Regions from separate parts of the Mus musculus genome. Here region 2 is linked to region 1. Evidence: chromatin contacts called from ENCODE POLR2A ChIA-PET data. All regions are on one chromosome and are shown on one strand. The core of a region is the stretch at or near the end of the contact, and the rest is flanking DNA. Distances in the headings are between cores, read along the strand shown. Region 1 has its middle 14 kb from the start of Gm34765. Region 2 holds the start of Racgap1 (Rac GTPase-activating protein 1).

What was found. ChIA-PET counts read pairs that join two places held with the same protein, here RNA polymerase II (POLR2A).
Region 2: POLR2A ChIA-PET joins it to region 1 with 14 read pairs in Patski. The contact joins the promoter of Racgap1 here to the enhancer-like site in region 1. POLR2A ChIA-PET finds 5 or more read pairs at or near these places in 3 of 5 experiments (Patski and embryonic stem cell).

Annotation. Positions count from the first base shown.
Region 1 is chr15:99,611,437-99,619,233 of GRCm38, reverse strand. No RefSeq gene overlaps it. Among named protein-coding and RNA genes, the nearest start is that of Gm34765, 14 kb to the right of the region's middle. Within about 2 kb of position 4,398, at least 1 of the 3 ENCODE cell types and tissues checked has a DNase peak (open chromatin) inside an H3K27ac peak, as active enhancers do.
Region 2 is chr15:99,647,061-99,654,857 of GRCm38, reverse strand. It overlaps Racgap1 (Rac GTPase-activating protein 1), which reads left to right and starts at 3,202. Exons shown (of 17, transcript NM_001253808.1): 1 at 3,202-3,351.

The sequences.
Region 1 (7,797 bases), core at 3,149-5,648:
TTGATGTTCTTTATCTGAGAACTTTTATTTTTATTTACTTTGGGGGCAGTGCCTCAGTATATCCCTGGAACTTGGTATATAGTCCAGGCTGCCCTTAGGGCTGTCCTGTTGCCTTAGCATTCCAAGTTCTGGGATTGTAGATGTGAACCACCATTCCAAGGCTAATAATGGGGATCTTTAAACCTTAAATGTCAATTTATACACAACTCCCTAGTGGTATTTACTTAACTGGACAGGCATTAGCTGGATTGATTCAATAGCAACAATTTGTGTTAATTGCTGGGTATTTGACCATTTCTCCTTTTTCAGGAAGATGAATTTGTAGCCGGGCTTGGTGGTGGCTTAAACTTTAGCAGCTGTTTATTCGTGGGATTTTCCAGTTGGTATTGCTGGGTTATGGTTGACTGGGGAATTGAAACTGCACAGAGTGAGACCACAAATGGGAGCAGCAGTTATATTCATGCCTATGTGATCATAGGTTCTTACATCATTCTACACATGCTGTATGCCCGGTGTGGGCTGTGATATTCATGCATATGCACATAGCCTCATATCATTCTGCTTATACAGCTGAGTGTGGGCTGTGGTACCCATGTATATCTGCATAGCCTCATACATTATTTTACACATACAGTGTGCCTGCTGTGGGCTCTGGTACCCATAAATATGCACATAGCCTCTTATATCATTCTCCATGTACAGCTGAGTGTGGGCTGTGGTACCCATGTATATCTGCATAGTCTCGTACGTTATTTTACACATACAGTGTGCCTGTTGTGGGCTCTGGTACCCATGTATATGTACATGGCCTCTTATATCATTCTGCTTATACAGCTGAGTGTGGGCTGTGGTACCCATGTATATGTACATAGCCACAAACATTATTCTACGCATATAATATACATTTGGGGATGTGCTGTTCTGCCTATTTTTTCCTAGGGCCTTTTAACGTGAATGAGAAAGAGCTGCTGTGGAAGTCCAGCTTTGAGAAGTGAGTATGACCATGTGGTTCAGCGTTTAAGTCAGTAGAATCTTAACCAGTGTACGTTATTTAACATGGGCTTGGTGAGGACTCAGACTCAGCTGTCATTAGGACGCAGAGACTATGTAAACCTGTGGAGCTGGGCCCATGTGCTTTTAGTGCACACAGGGTTTGGAGAATGACCACTTAACCTAAGAACTGGTCATTTTTTTTTTTTTTTTAAATATGCTTCCTGTAGCTAGAGTATTTTGTAAACGTAGAAAGGCACCAGGCCAGGAGCTCCCTAGCTTATGTAATTCGTTAGACTGTAATTCTCAGAACTATATTTGTTGATGGTTGCTATTCAAGAAGTCAGGTGGAAGATGGCCAGTGCCACCAGGAATAACCTTGCAGTGAGAGTTTTGTTCTCTGTCATCACGTAGGATGGGAAAGAAGACCACTCGAGGACTCATGGTTGGAAGTGGGGGTTTGGTTTGTATGGGTTCGGTTTATTTTTGTTTGTGAGATAGGGGCTCATGTAGCCCCTACTCATCTGGAAACTGACAAAGTATTGGAGGATGACATTGAACTTGTAATTGTTCCGCTTCCCTGTGTAGAATGCTACGGTAACAGCTATGTACCGCCACAGCAGTGCATGGTGGTAGGGATCAAACCCAGGGTTTCATGTGCATGCATGCTAGGCAGCCACTCTACCAGCCCTCTCGTTTTTATCATACCCCACACAACTGGCCAGCATCTCTGTGGCTGGCTCAGACACAAATAAATATGGAGTCTTCTGATGAAGCCTTTGCCAGTTAGTTATTCCTGCTCATCACTGAAATTAAGGGTACATTCTCCGTAAACTCTCCAGGACTTAGAAAGTGCCTCTTTAGATTGATTTACTCTGGGTCTTCAGTGTTTTTCCTGCATGGGTGTGCACGCATTAATGATTTCAGTGCCCATGAAGAAGATGCCGGATCCCCTGCAACTGTGATCGCAGATGCCTCTTGTCACCGGGTGTATGCTGTGAGTGGAACCCTGGTCCTCTGCACCAGCAGCCAGTGCTCTCAACTGCTGAGCCACCTCTCCAAGCCTCTAGGACACTTACATAGTGATTTAGTCTATTCAAGTGTTATTACTTGCCCTCACCGTGCCCTCAGAGGCCAGAAGGATGGGTGGGTGTGTCCCAGTTGGTAAATTCAGTGAGATGATTTGACCCAAATGTCCACAAACTATAGTTGACCTGGGATTAGAACTTGGGAATTCCAACTCTTAGTCAGCAATAGTGGATGCTATTGCAGACTTCTTAACAGCAGAATCCTTGCAATGGTATTTAATACCTAATGGTTGAAGTTGCCCTTACCCTTACTTAAGCTCAGTATTATTTGCATCCCCAAATGGTCAGATAGTAAATGGGCAAAGCTAGCATGGAAGCACAAGCCTAGGACTCTAGCATCCTACCTGAGATAGTGAGTTCTGGGCAACTTAGTGAGACCATTTGTGAAATTCTCAAATTCTCAGGAACGGCTGGGGGTACAACTCAGTGGGAGAGTGCTTGAGTAGCATGCGAGAGAACTGCAGACAAAACCAAGGTAAAGTTGACTGCAAAGTAAAGGACGGACTGGAAAGATGGCTCAGTGATTAACAAAACTGGCTGCTCTTCCAGAGGACACCAGGCTTGATTCCCAGCATCTACACAGCAGCTTGCAACTCCTGTTCCAGGAGATCCACCTGGTTTCCATGTGGTGCTCAGACACACTTGCCAACAAACCCATGTATGTTAAACGGACAAACACAAAGCTATAATAAGTGGTTAGAAATCATTTGTATTCTGGAGTTTTATGTTCTCATCATTATAAGAACTTATTTGAAGGGCTGGCGAGATGGCTCCGTGGTTAAGAGCACTGACTGCTCTTCTGAAGGTCCTGAGTTCAAATCCCAGCAACCGCATGATGGCTCACAACCATCCCTAATGAGATCTGACACCCTCTTCTGGTGCATCTGAAGACAGCTACAGTGTACTTATGTATAATAATAAATAAATCTTTGGGCCAGAGCAGCAGGGACTGAGGGAGCAGGGTTGACCAGAGCAAACAGAGGTCCTAGAAATTCAATCCCCAACAACCACATGAAGGCTCACAACCATCTGTACAGCTACAGTGTACTCATATACATAAAATAAATCTTTATTTTTTGTTTTGTTTTTTTTTTGAGACAGGGCTTCTCTGTGTAGCCCTGGCTGTCCTGGAACTCACTGTATAGACCAGGCTGGCCTTGAACTCAGAAATCCACCTGCCTCTGCCTTCCAAGTGCTGGGACTAAAGGTGTGCACCACCACCGCTCAACAAAATAAACTTAGAACTTAGTTGGGGCTAGATCTCCCTGTCAAAGGGATGCCACCATGCCCAGCTTTGTAAGTGACTCCACTGAGATCTCTGTGTAAATACAGTTTGCATTCTAGAGCAGAAAGAGTTGGGGGGACAGGCACACTGCAGGCAGGGGACTGGGGCAGACTTCCTGCTGGGTGGGACGTTGCTCAACAGTGTGGAGGACTCGGTGGTCCTGGGAAGTTTTCTGTGTGGAAGGAGGAGAACAGGTATGCGCGTGCGAGGTTGTCCTCTTTCTGTGAGGCCACCCGTGCGGAGCCTCTGTGCCATGAAGCTCCAAGCCAAAGACAGACAAGCCTGAGCCGAACTATCAGCCAGCTTTGAGGAACATGTCAAGGGATTAGCTCCCTGGCTTTCCCTCTGAGTGGCATTAGCTCTCACTCCGACTCATGTTTACCATCTGGCTCTGAGTAAGAAGTCTTGGAGTGATCTCTCCAGCAGCCTGAGCTGTGCCAGGCCTTTCTGAGGCTCTTCAGCCTTCCCCCTCGTCAACCCCGGGGCCCAGTGCTCTCCACGGAGTTGTGTCCACGTGTCTGCATGCCTGGGATCAGAAGAATTTGTTAGACTTCCGAGAGGGGGAAAATGAACTTCCAGCCCATGGAGTCCATGTGGTTAATGGTCCAAAGTCTTTCTGTTGTCAAAACTAACAAGTGACCTTGTCCTTAGGTGAGTTGTTCCTACTACAGAGGACATTCTGCCTGTGCGATGATACGCTCAGAATGCAGTAGCTAGAGAGATACAAAGGGGCTGGGATTTTTCTTTGGAAAGTGAGGCGTAGGGGTGTGTGTGTGTGGGGGGGGGGTGCTTGAATAAAGTACCGCCTTTCCTCCCAGGGAGCTGGCTGCTCTCCCCTCCTGGGCTAATGTGCACTGACGAGGGCTAAACGGGAGGATGCTTCTGGATAGCATCCAGCCCCTCAGCAGAGCAGCCACATTGGAGATACAGCTGCTGGCATTAAAGGGCTAAGCCCTTTCCAGCTGCTTTGCTTTAACGGGGAACCTCCCGCGGCCGGCGGCTTAAGGGAGCCGTCTTAACTGGGTTAGAGGAAATGACTAATCTGTGCATCTTCTCACGAGGCTGCTCGGAGGCTCCAGGAAAGATAACCTGGTGGGGTGGGAAGTGGCTGGATAATGGTGTTAGAGAGCTAGGCTATTATTGTCTCAGAATTGCGGTCCTGGGAGTGCCAGAGCTGAGCCGTGCCATGAAGTAGATTTAGATGCCCAAGTTCTCTAGCCCACAGCAGTTGCTGTCCCCTTACCGGCTCCACTCCCCAGTTCCTGGGAAAACTCAGACTCTGACAAAGGTACAAACAGATACGTGAAGGTAAAGACTAGCAACGCTTCTCCAAGGGTGAAGGAGGCAGGAGGAGGCCCCAGCACGATGCCAAAGGGTGAAAAGAGAAGACGAGGGAGGTTGCACAGACGTGTGACGAAAGCTGGGCAGGGACAACCAAGGCGGTGGAGCTGGCAAGGGCCAGCCGGACATCATCTGCTATGCTTCAGGCATCACGCTGGCTCCAGAGAGGTCCAGCGTGCTCCAGCACTGACTTGATGGAGACTTGACAGACGTGTGACAGGGACAGAGTGGCTCGAGTGCATAAGCCCACATCAGGTATTCGAGAAGGCCTGGGCATGCACCTAAACCATAGGCGCTGAGTGTGGAAGGGTCTTCCACCCTCTTGACACTTTAGACAAGGAGCAGCCATGTTGATGAGAATGCACTGGATGTCTTGAGAAGGAGCACCCGACAGCTCACCAGCCACAGAAGAGCAGCATAGCCTTGGGTGAGGTGCTGAGGGCCCAGGAGATGGCACTGCAGCCCCCTCCCCAGTGCCCACCGTCGTAAAAATGGGAGAAGGGCTGGGACTACTTTCCCACCTCCCTCAAACCTTGCTCCCCTGTCCTCAGGCTTCTTCCCAGACTTAGAAAGCAAGATCTCCCTTCCCTCTCCTCCGCACAGCCGCCTGCAGGGCAAGACAGGAGTCAGCAGTGTGGCTGGCCGAACTTGCTCCAACCCAACCCTGAGTAGGTCTACAGCTCTGCTGCTGTGGGCCATGCGTGGAAAGGAGGATGGGGAGGAGACTGGAGCTTCCCTGGTTCTCCGCATGGCTTGGGCTTCTCCCGCAGTGGAGGATTCCCTTCTTTTGCTGTCCCCTGGGCTATTCCACCCCAGTGTCACACTCTGTCCACCACAGTGGCAATGGTCTGGCTGTCTGCTTGGAGTTCCAAATGTGGAGGGTGCTCCCCCTTCTTCTTGTCTGTTTACGGTGCTCCCTCTTTCTCTTTGGGTGTTCCGGCTTTGTGCTCACCAGAGAAAAGTTTACAGACAATAAAGTGGAAATATTCTGCTATGAAAAAAAAAAAGGATACGGCTCCAACTTGGCATGGCTTGTGTTTTGTCTGGCCTTGGTGATCCCAAGGCATAGTCTGGATAACCTAAAAGCTGGCATTGTAAGAGACGGGGAGTGGGAAAGGGTAGGGAGCTGATGGCCATTGCTCTGAGAGGAAGGGAGACTTGAGGCTCTCCTGATTTAAGCCCCTGTTTAAAGACCTAAGATTTGAAGGAGAAACAATCATGTTATTGATTGTGAGATGTGCTTTAAAAACACCTGACTAACACCTAGGATACTCAGGGCATCTTATAATCCACGGAATTTTACAATGTACCCTTTGTTTTGTTTTGTTTTTCTGGTTGGCTCATATATTCCTACATTTCACATTATTTTGGTTGAAAGTGTAACCTGTTCTGTTCATTGGTAACCTACCACCTTGCTATGATCAAAGACATGTTAAAACAGTCCCAGTGGCCGGGCGTTGGTGGCACACACCTTTAATCTCAGCACTCGGGAGGCAGAGGCAGGTGGATTTCTGAGTTTGAAGCCAGCCTGGTCTACAGAGTGAGTTCCAGGATAGCCAGGGCTACACAGAGAAACCCTGTCTTGAAAAAAAACAAAAAAAACCAACCAACCAACCAAACAAACAAACAAAAAAAACCAAAACCAAAACCAAAACCAAAATAACCCCAAAAAACAGTCCTGGTATATGGTGGTTCAAAACAGAATGGCCCACGTCAGGTTGTATGTTGGAACCCTTGGTCCCCAGTGGGTGGAACTGTTTGGGAAGATTCGGAGGCGTGGCCTTGCTGGAGGGGGCGTGTCACTGGGGGTGGGGTCTAGGCTTCAGAAGCCTGTCAATCTCTCTACCTCTGCCTCCTGGCTGTCACCTCCTCTTGTCTGCTCTGCTCATAGCTTCCACTATAGCACAGCAGCTGCCTGTCTGCTGCCATGCTTCCTACCATGGTGGTCCTAGACAGCGACCCCCTGAGTCTGTGAACCCACAAACTAAAAGCTCTCTTGTGTGAGTTGTTTGGGTCTTGGTTGGCGGTCTCTTCACAGCAATAGAAACGTAACTAAAACACAGCGAGTTAGTGCGTACTAAGGATGGAGACTGGGGATTTAATCCAGGGGTTGGTTCAGTCCCTGGTACCAACTAACAAGCAAAACCCCAGGGCATCCCTTGTCTGAGCATAACCACTCCAGGGAAAGCAAAGACACCAAGAATCTACAAAATATCCTAGCACAAAGGAGCAGACACACAGCATGTAACACAGGATCGAAATATATCCCAGTCATCATCCCCAGAGCAAAGACTCAAGAAGGGGAGAAACACAGTTGACAGAGACCAGTCCTGGAGGTAAGGCACTGATCAGAACAGTCTATAGGCGGCAAGGCATTGTACCTGAGACTGTTGGAAGTGTTCTTATGATCTTTGTGCAGTCCGCTCATCAAGTCCAGAATACCCGAGGAAGGTCTTTCCCACAGACGTACATCTGGACAGCTCCATGGTGACCAAGGCAGGAGGATTACCACAAGTCTGAGACCTGCCTGGGCTACATGCTGCCACAAAGGGAGACCGAGAGGGGGAAAGGGAAAGAGCTGTGACTTGGAAAACTGATGGGAAGGAAAGGAATCCTCTAGCACGGGACAGATACTGAAGTCAGGGGAACGCGTCCCGCAATTAGTAGACTAAAAATATCATTCTGTTTTAAAAGGCCCTTCTGTGACAGGTGCTCACATAATCTAGCAAAAAGGTGTTCAGTGCCAGGGCAGAACTGGGGTAGAGTGTGTGGGAGCCGGGGAGGGAGAGCTGGAAGCTGACAGTCTCCACAGTCGTGATGTAAGGCTGGAATCCAGGGAGAAAAGAATTCAGCTGCTGAGGGGCCTGGAAGATGTTCCCAGACCGAGAACATTCAGCACATGGCTCATGACTCTGACATCACAGATCTCTGCCCTGGGGGTGGGGGTAGGGGGGGCTCTGTCCTGTCCAGACCCTGTCTCATTGTCTAGGGTTAGGATGGGAGTCTGGTCTTTGCCCGTCTCTGGCCTTCTCCCTAAGAGTCTTTACTTCTTCATCGGCCCTAGTCAGAGCTCTGAAATACCATGTTTTATTT
Region 2 (7,797 bases), core at 1,953-4,452, 37 kb before region 1:
TGCTTCTCTGTATTCTCTCTGAAGATAGCTGAGATAGAATTTGAGAGACTCTGTGTCTCTGAAGTCTGGTCAGACAAAGGAAGATGATACAAAGTCATAAGTGATAGAGGGCTGGGCTGTAACTCATTCCACACAATGCTTCTTTGCCAGAGGCCCCTGCCATCCATGCCCAGGTGTGGTAAATCATTCTTGACTTCCTGGTAAGTTCAAGGGCAACCTGAACTAAGTGGAACTGTGTCAAAACAAAACACCAGTGTGTGCCTAGCTCTGTGCTGAGTTTTGTAAATAGCTTGATTTAATCCCTCCAACAGCCTTTATCATTTATTGATACCATTGCACTTATTAAACAGTCAGGGAACCCCCAGGAAGTACACTTAACTAGTTTGATCGGGTATTAAGGTGTCTCACATGGCTCTGTGAAAATCATTTCCAGTCTTGTCCCCTGACTTCCAGTGCACCTCAGTCACACTGCATGGATTCCCCATTTCTCTCCATATGTCTGCCTGCTTCCCTTTCTGCCTTCTGGGTTGGAGTCTGCCCATGCTTCAGACATCAATCTCAGCTCATCTGCCTTTAGATCGCCGGCCCAGAACAGAGTCCTCAGCCTGGTGCTGTTTGACCCTGGGCCTCCACCCTCCGTACCCAAAGTATGCAAGACGAACTCCTTCCCAGGGCAGGAGAGCTCACAGCAGGACTGGGGGTGGTGCTGGTGATGCTGAGGCCCTTGAGTGGAGGAGGTTCAATTTGTATTTCTAGAAAGAGGCTGAGAGTAGATGAGAAGGAACTGGAAGTCACAGCCGGGTGGGGCAGTCGAGGTAAAAAGACAAAAGCGCTCAGTGAGTCTGGTGACAGCGCCTCTGTCTGGCTCCTGGCATGGAGGAGTTCGGGCGGGCGGGGCGGGATGGGGCTGCCCAGCAAGGGTCCTAGCGTTCGTGCTCCAACGGGAATGACTTGCCGCACGACGGCGGCGCGTTCCCGCACACTGAAGCTCTTTTACAGACTTAGCCAGCCTCCACCAGCATCCCGGCACTCGAAACCACTGCGTCTCCAGAGGCCCGACACTCAAGAACCAGGTTAAAAGCCAGCGCCTCCCGTAAGTGGCAGAGCTAGGATCGAACCCTATGCTTCCTGGAACTGGAGCCTTTGCATTTCCCAGTTCAAGTGGACCCCAGCTCCCAATGCTCAAAACTCAATTTGGAGGTCCTCACCAGTCTGGTGCATCAGGCAAAAGGTGCTGAGTGAGATGATACTTGGCTCCTGGGTTCCGTGGAGGGGTTGGAGGGCAGTGTCTCCATCCCGTTCCCGCCCCACCCACCCCCACTCCAGCCGGCCCATCACCGGACATCGTTTGGAATATGTAGATTGGGTGGTGGGATGGAATACTGCCACCATCTGGTAGAGTTCAACTCACCTGCACTTGAATGACTTTGTTGGGGCTGCCTACCATGCTAAATGCAGCAGTAAATCAAAGGAGTCCTACTGCGGTTCTCTGGAAGCCGATGGACTGGCCAGCAAAGCAAGGGGGTATTTACTGAGCAGATACTTGGTACTGGGACATGTGCTTCATTTTACAAGGATGTCTGAAAGGCCCCGAGAGTCAGACATTGTTTCCACTTATAGATGCCTGAGCCAAAGCACAGCACGTGGAAGGCCCTACAAAAGTAACTAGAAGAATCAGAAAACGATGAGGTAACTCACACAGAGGAGGAAGGGAGCTAGAAATTATAGCAAAAGCACACAGAGGCAGGCAGCATAGACTCCTTTGAAGAAAGCATTAAAATAATAATAATAATAATTCAAGTTGCCCAAAGGACAGATAGGACTTAGTCAAATGAAGTTGGGGGAATGGGCAGGAAGGATGTTTGGGGCAGACGGAACAGCAAGAGTTCTGCAAGCGCTGGATGCTAAGAGTAGCTTGGTGCACTTCAGGACCTGTAGACAGGAGGGAGTCAGGAGGGGCAGCTGGAGAGCCCGGAAGCCCAGGTTAGGGGAGCCCTGTTAAAGACCCTGATCTTTTTTTAAGGAGGAGAAGTGAAACGGTTAATGGTTTTCAGCAAGGAAGAGCCATGGTTGGATCTGATTTTTTGTTTGTTTTAGGCTGGTGTGAAACTAAGTAGCAGAGGCTGGTCTTAATCCCTCAGCCTCCACGCCCTAAGTGCTGGGGTTTCGGGTGTGTGCCACCACACCCACCCAGAACTGCCTTTGAAAATACCACGGTTGTAAAGAGTTCGAGGAAGGGCTCAGTTCCCTTGGTGGTTAGACTTCTGAGGCAGGCCAGGCTGGCCTTGAACTTACAGAAATCTGCTTCTGCTGTGCTGGGGTTAAAGGGGTGTACCTGGATCACTGTTTCTAGTAAACTCTAGCTAGCCAGTATTTTGTCAAGTTGCTAGTAGCCACACCTACCAGTAATTAGTAAATTCAGGAAGGAAGGGACACCAACACAGAGACATAACAAAAAAAGGAACAGAAACATTGGGAACACACTAATAGATTAAGATGAATAGTTTGCTGGTGTACGTAAAAGGCATTTCTGATGTTGGGTCCAGATCTTTCAAAGTTTCAAAGCCTCTGTACCAATACGACGCCAAATTTTAAGTGCCACTTATTAAATGGAATTATAACACTTCATTTTGCATTTCTATTTGTTTTCTTGAGCTGTCTTCCCCCATTCATAGCTACTGGAAAGCAGAGACCACATGATCGGTATTTTTTTCTGATTCCTAGCAGAGTGCTTGCTATGAAGTTGGCATACTTACTGTGCATCAAATAGAAGTCTGAATGAATGCGTGAATGAATGGAGGGATAATTATAGCTCAGTAAATATGGTTAAAATGATTGCTGCTCTGTCTCCTTCTGGAATTCTTCCTATTCTACAGTGAGACCCGAAAACTATTCAGTTATTAGTTTCCAAGGGTCCTATTTGACTGCGTGGGGAAACAGGAGGCAAGAAATAATATGCAATTAGTCAACAGGTCATTAGGATAATTGCAAGAAAGGAAGCTGGAGCCTGGAATGTGAGTCCTACACGGGCCACGAAACACCCACTACTCCCGCAAAATTGTGTGTGTGCCCTTAGTCAAAATGGCCGCCTTTCGGGCGTCTCGCTAATGTAATGCGCATGCCCATTCCGTTTTGCGCCCGCCCCCTGGCCCTGACACTTGCGTCTTCGTGATTATGAGCTCCTCTGTGATTGGCTGGTGCGTGATTTTGAACCGGATCTGGCGGCGCGGTTTTACACTGCCGTTAGTGAGGCGCGTCGCTGGTAGACAGCAGCCCTCCTGGGGCGCGGCGGCCGGAGAGTGAGCGCCGCGGGCCGGACGGGGTTGCGTGTGCGCGGGGCCGGGAGCCTCGGTAAGCCGGTCGAGGTCGCGAGCGAGCGAGCGAGCGGGCGGCGGGGAGGCGGGCGAGGGGAGGGGGCGGCGGGACCCGGCTGCTCTCGGCGTGGCGCTCCTTGCAAAGTCGGGGCGTCCTTTTGAGGCGTGGCCGGCCGGGTGCGGGTGTGGTTCCCTCAAGGTGGTCTTGGCGAGCCCCAGTGCCGGGCGTGGGAATGGCGGGGAGAGCCCCCTCATACCCTTTTCCGAGGAACAGTCTCTTTTGAGGGAGAAATCAGGTGTTTGGGGAACCCGGCGGCCTGACGTGGAGAGCCTCTACCTTCTAGGCTGTCTCCCACAAGGCTCATTAGAACATCCCTAGTTGTGGAGAGTTGGAATGTTGCAAATTCGGAGCCTATCTCGGGTGATTTTTTTTTTCCAGGCCCCCCCCCCTTTTAATAATTTATTGCCCACCTCTGTCACTGACCTACCTACTGTTCTGTGATTTGCATGTGAAACCCTTTGGGGTGTATTAATTTATATGAACAGCTTCCACCAACAGAAAAGCTAAGACTTGTTCTTAACTATAAAACGTAGTGAGAATGGTTATATCACAACGTAGTATTTTGGTATTCTGGATTCATGTTCACTAGCCAGGGTCACTTATATTTGGCTCACTCATTTCCCTTGGAATGAGAGCTTTGTTTTTGTGCCTCAGAAAGAGAGGAAGAAAGAGAGGAAGAGGGGGAGAGACTGACTGCAGTACTCCCAATAGTGTATCGGAAGGTTATTGGATTTACTGTTTACCTTTTAAAGTTCTATCACTCCTAAATAAACTGGACTCCGTGTATGTGTGGTAGTGTCTTATGTAGCCCAGGCTGGCCTCTTGTAGCCAAGGATAACCTTGGACTTCTGAGCCTCCTGTCCTTGGAGTGCTGGGATTACAGGCATTACAGGATAACTTGGAGATTACATGTGTGATCTGCCATTCTCAGTATTTGCTGTGTTGAGGACAGAAACCAGGGGCTTGTCATGCTAGAGAGACATGGTATCAGCTGAGCTACAGGCCAGCACAATTGTACATGTAATTTCACGTAAGACTGTCTTCTACTAACCTTTAAAACCTCTGTGGACTGATGAGGCTGCATGTCAGGCTGCCAGGGTGCAGTAAAGATAGGGACTCTTATGCTGTGTTAGACTTCAGTGCTGTCTGCTGGTCAACTTGGCTTTTGGGTTGATGAAAGGTAGGTGTGTGTTTGTTTCTGTTTTTATTTCTATTCTGAGACAGGGTTTTGCTGTGTGTAACAGCTCTGTATGTCCTGGAACTCTGTAGACCAGGCTGGCCTGGAACTCACAGAGATCTGCCTACCTCTATGTCTCCTAAGCACTGGGATTCAAGGTGTGTGCTGCCATTCTCCGGGTGAAAGGTAATTCAGGCCAAAATTTCATCTGATAGTCACAAGGAGGTGTCTGGTGTGTTAGTGGAGCTAAAGATCACTCAGATAATTTGGCTGCAGATCTGAGACATTCTATCAAACTCTCCACAAATACAGACCCTCCAATCTTAGCCTTATACTTTTTTGGTTCTGTTTGGTTTTTGTTTTTTGAGATAGCTTTATAGAATTATAACATTGACTTTTACCCCTGGGTTTCCCCCCATATAAGGTTTTTATACCATGCTACATTAATAAAAAACCTGTTGCACCAAGCCTTGGGCACTGTTCTAGATACCAGTGGCTCTGCAAAGTCCTTGCTTTCCAGACAGTAAACTAAGTGAACATATCAGGTGGAGACAAGTGCTCTGGAGCAGAAGCAACCAGGAGTTATGGAAAATAGTGTGGCTGGAAGAGACTTCACTGAGAAGTAAACTCCCAGGGGTGGGGTGGATGGGGACTGGATGAGATGGGGGGACTGTCCATGCTAGAGATGGCAGCAGAGAGTAACCGGAAACCGGAGTCCAAAGAGAATGACTAGATCAGTGGTAGCCCAACTCTTCAGTGCTTGCTCAGTGGAGACAAGATGCTAACAATCAAACACAGTGTGTGCCCTGCTATGGAGCTCTGATGGAATATGCTGGGCAAAGGGCTGGCTGAGGGTAATGAGGTCTGTGTTGTGCTCTTTAAAGGTCATTCTTTTCCCCTCCCCCAGCATATATTCACATTGTGAGATCTGTCTGTCTGAGTTGCAGTCACTAGGAAAAGTGATTGCTGAGACAGACTCTGGGTGGGCCTCACAGGAAGCAGTCAGTGTGCTGAACTTACCCATCACACCCAGTTCTCCCCCCCTCCCCCCCTCTGGTCTTCACTCATGGTGAGCTGGGAACATTTTGTTTACTCTTTCTGCAATTGATTTGCTCATAGGGACGATTGGTCTCACGATGGCATTTCTTCTGTCAGTTGGATGGAGCCTCTGACACAGAGCAGAAGCCGGACACTTAGGGAGATGAATTGTTCTCGAGTGCTTTTGAATGAAAGCAACTTAGTCTGAGCTTGTCTTTAGTAGGAGTATGTCTGTGGCAGTGGGAAACCTACACTGTTAATGTCTTGGGAATCTCCAGAACAGCAATGTGTATAATAATGTTTTTCATTAAAATACTTTGCTGGAAAACAAAATCAAGCAATCTGCCGTTGCTTTGTCTTATGCAATGTAACACTCGATGCAGCTAAAAAAAAAAAAAAAAAAAAAAACCCTGATATATAGTTTTTTTTTTTAATAATGTTATTTGTAGGACGAGTATAGATGCCTTTCCCAGGATACCCTGCAGTAAGATCTGTAATAGTCTGTTGTTCTGAAGGACTGTCTGTCTCTTTCCTGGGTGATTGAAATTAAATTGGGGGCTCAAAGCAATCATAGCAAGCTGAGAGTCTTTCTCCTGGTGTTGCCAAATTGCTCCCTTAGGGATACTCACAGATAGGGAGTGTAACACAGTGACTTCTTTACCTCTGGGGCTCCCATCAATAGCAGCTGAGATTCTGGGCACCTTTTGTTTAAAGTGCTCACAGGGGCCTTTGCAGTGTTGTCAAAAGGCAGCAGCCTCTGCTTTGCAAGTGACAGCTGCTCCACAGCTGAGAGCAGCGCTCTGCAGCTCGACTGCTTCTGCCTCCTCTCACATTACTGCATCTCCTAGCCATGCTGCTAAATAATAAAGGGGGGGGGGATGAAAATGTGGCCGAGCAGGAAAATTAAAGCCATTCTCAACTGACACTGAAAAGGCCGAGTGAGTTTTACCTCTCCACATTATGATTTGAGAGTCAGTAGTCATGCAGAGGGGTGGGGTTTGTCATCTATAAATAATTCCTGAGAGTCACTTCTGTAGATGGTTAGTAAGACTATATGAGCCCCAGCACATAAAAAGAAGTATATTTTACTAAACCAAGTTTTGATTCCCAAACCTATATTTGCTGAGCAAACCTCTATTAGAGGAGGGAAAACGAGCTCTCTTCAGAAGCAGGAGCTTCATCAAGGACAGCTTGTGAGACAGGCCAGAAGTTTGCAGTCTTTCTGCTCTGGGTTCTAGCTGACACCTGTGTTTATACACATGGCTGTGCTTTGCGTGACTGTTCTGCTTTATAATATTTTAGTGTGTTAGGGTGGAAAGAAAACAGACACCTGGGTGTCACTGGGGGCTCAGCGTTTAGTCATTTCAGGTTTCTGAGCCTTTAAGTTGTCTGTGAAATGGCAGCTTAGTTAATTAGATTCACATGAAGGAAAAATGTGAAATGTCAAGTTTAGTACTCAATTCACAGCAAAGGCATATATTAAATATTATGTAGTACTATTTTAAAAAATAGTCTGTGCTTCTGAATTCAGTGGAGCCTCATGTGGAGACAGTCTAGACAACTTAGGGGAAATTACTAGAGTTGTGAATCACTCTTCCAGAATCTAATTAACAGCTATCAGACCCGGAACCACACAAAGACCCAGGCTTGTTTTCATTAGCTGTACTTTCGATAGGGTTCGGTTTATGTGTTACAGCATTCTCACCTGCATTTGCATTCTCCTGTGAGGCGGGTGGTGTCCTTTCCACTCTGTAGATGGCCTCAGGAGTTACTGACCAAAAGTGAAGCCGTCTGCGTGGGTAGGGTCCTAGCGTCACTGTCCTGCCTCTACTCACAATGATGCTGAGGTGGCGTGACAAGTACTGTGTCTATTTCATGTCTAGACACCATGTTAAGCACTGTGTGCTTGTGTGTTTTAATACCGTAGCAGGTCACGCAAGATTTCTGTCCTCAGTAAAGTTAAACTAGTGTGTCTGAATAGCAACTGATGAGAGTGTCGGGGTATGGGCTGGAAGACAGGGTTGGAGGCAGAAAGTCAGTCTGACTGAGCTGTGACAGTTGTTAGGGATGAGGAGGCTGTGACCCATCTGTGAGAAAAATCTGCAGAAAAGGGAAAAACCAACAATATTTCTGAAATTTGGAACTGAACATGAAAATAGGAAGATAAAAATTGGTAGTCAGAGCCAGGCCTGGTGTTGTACACCTTC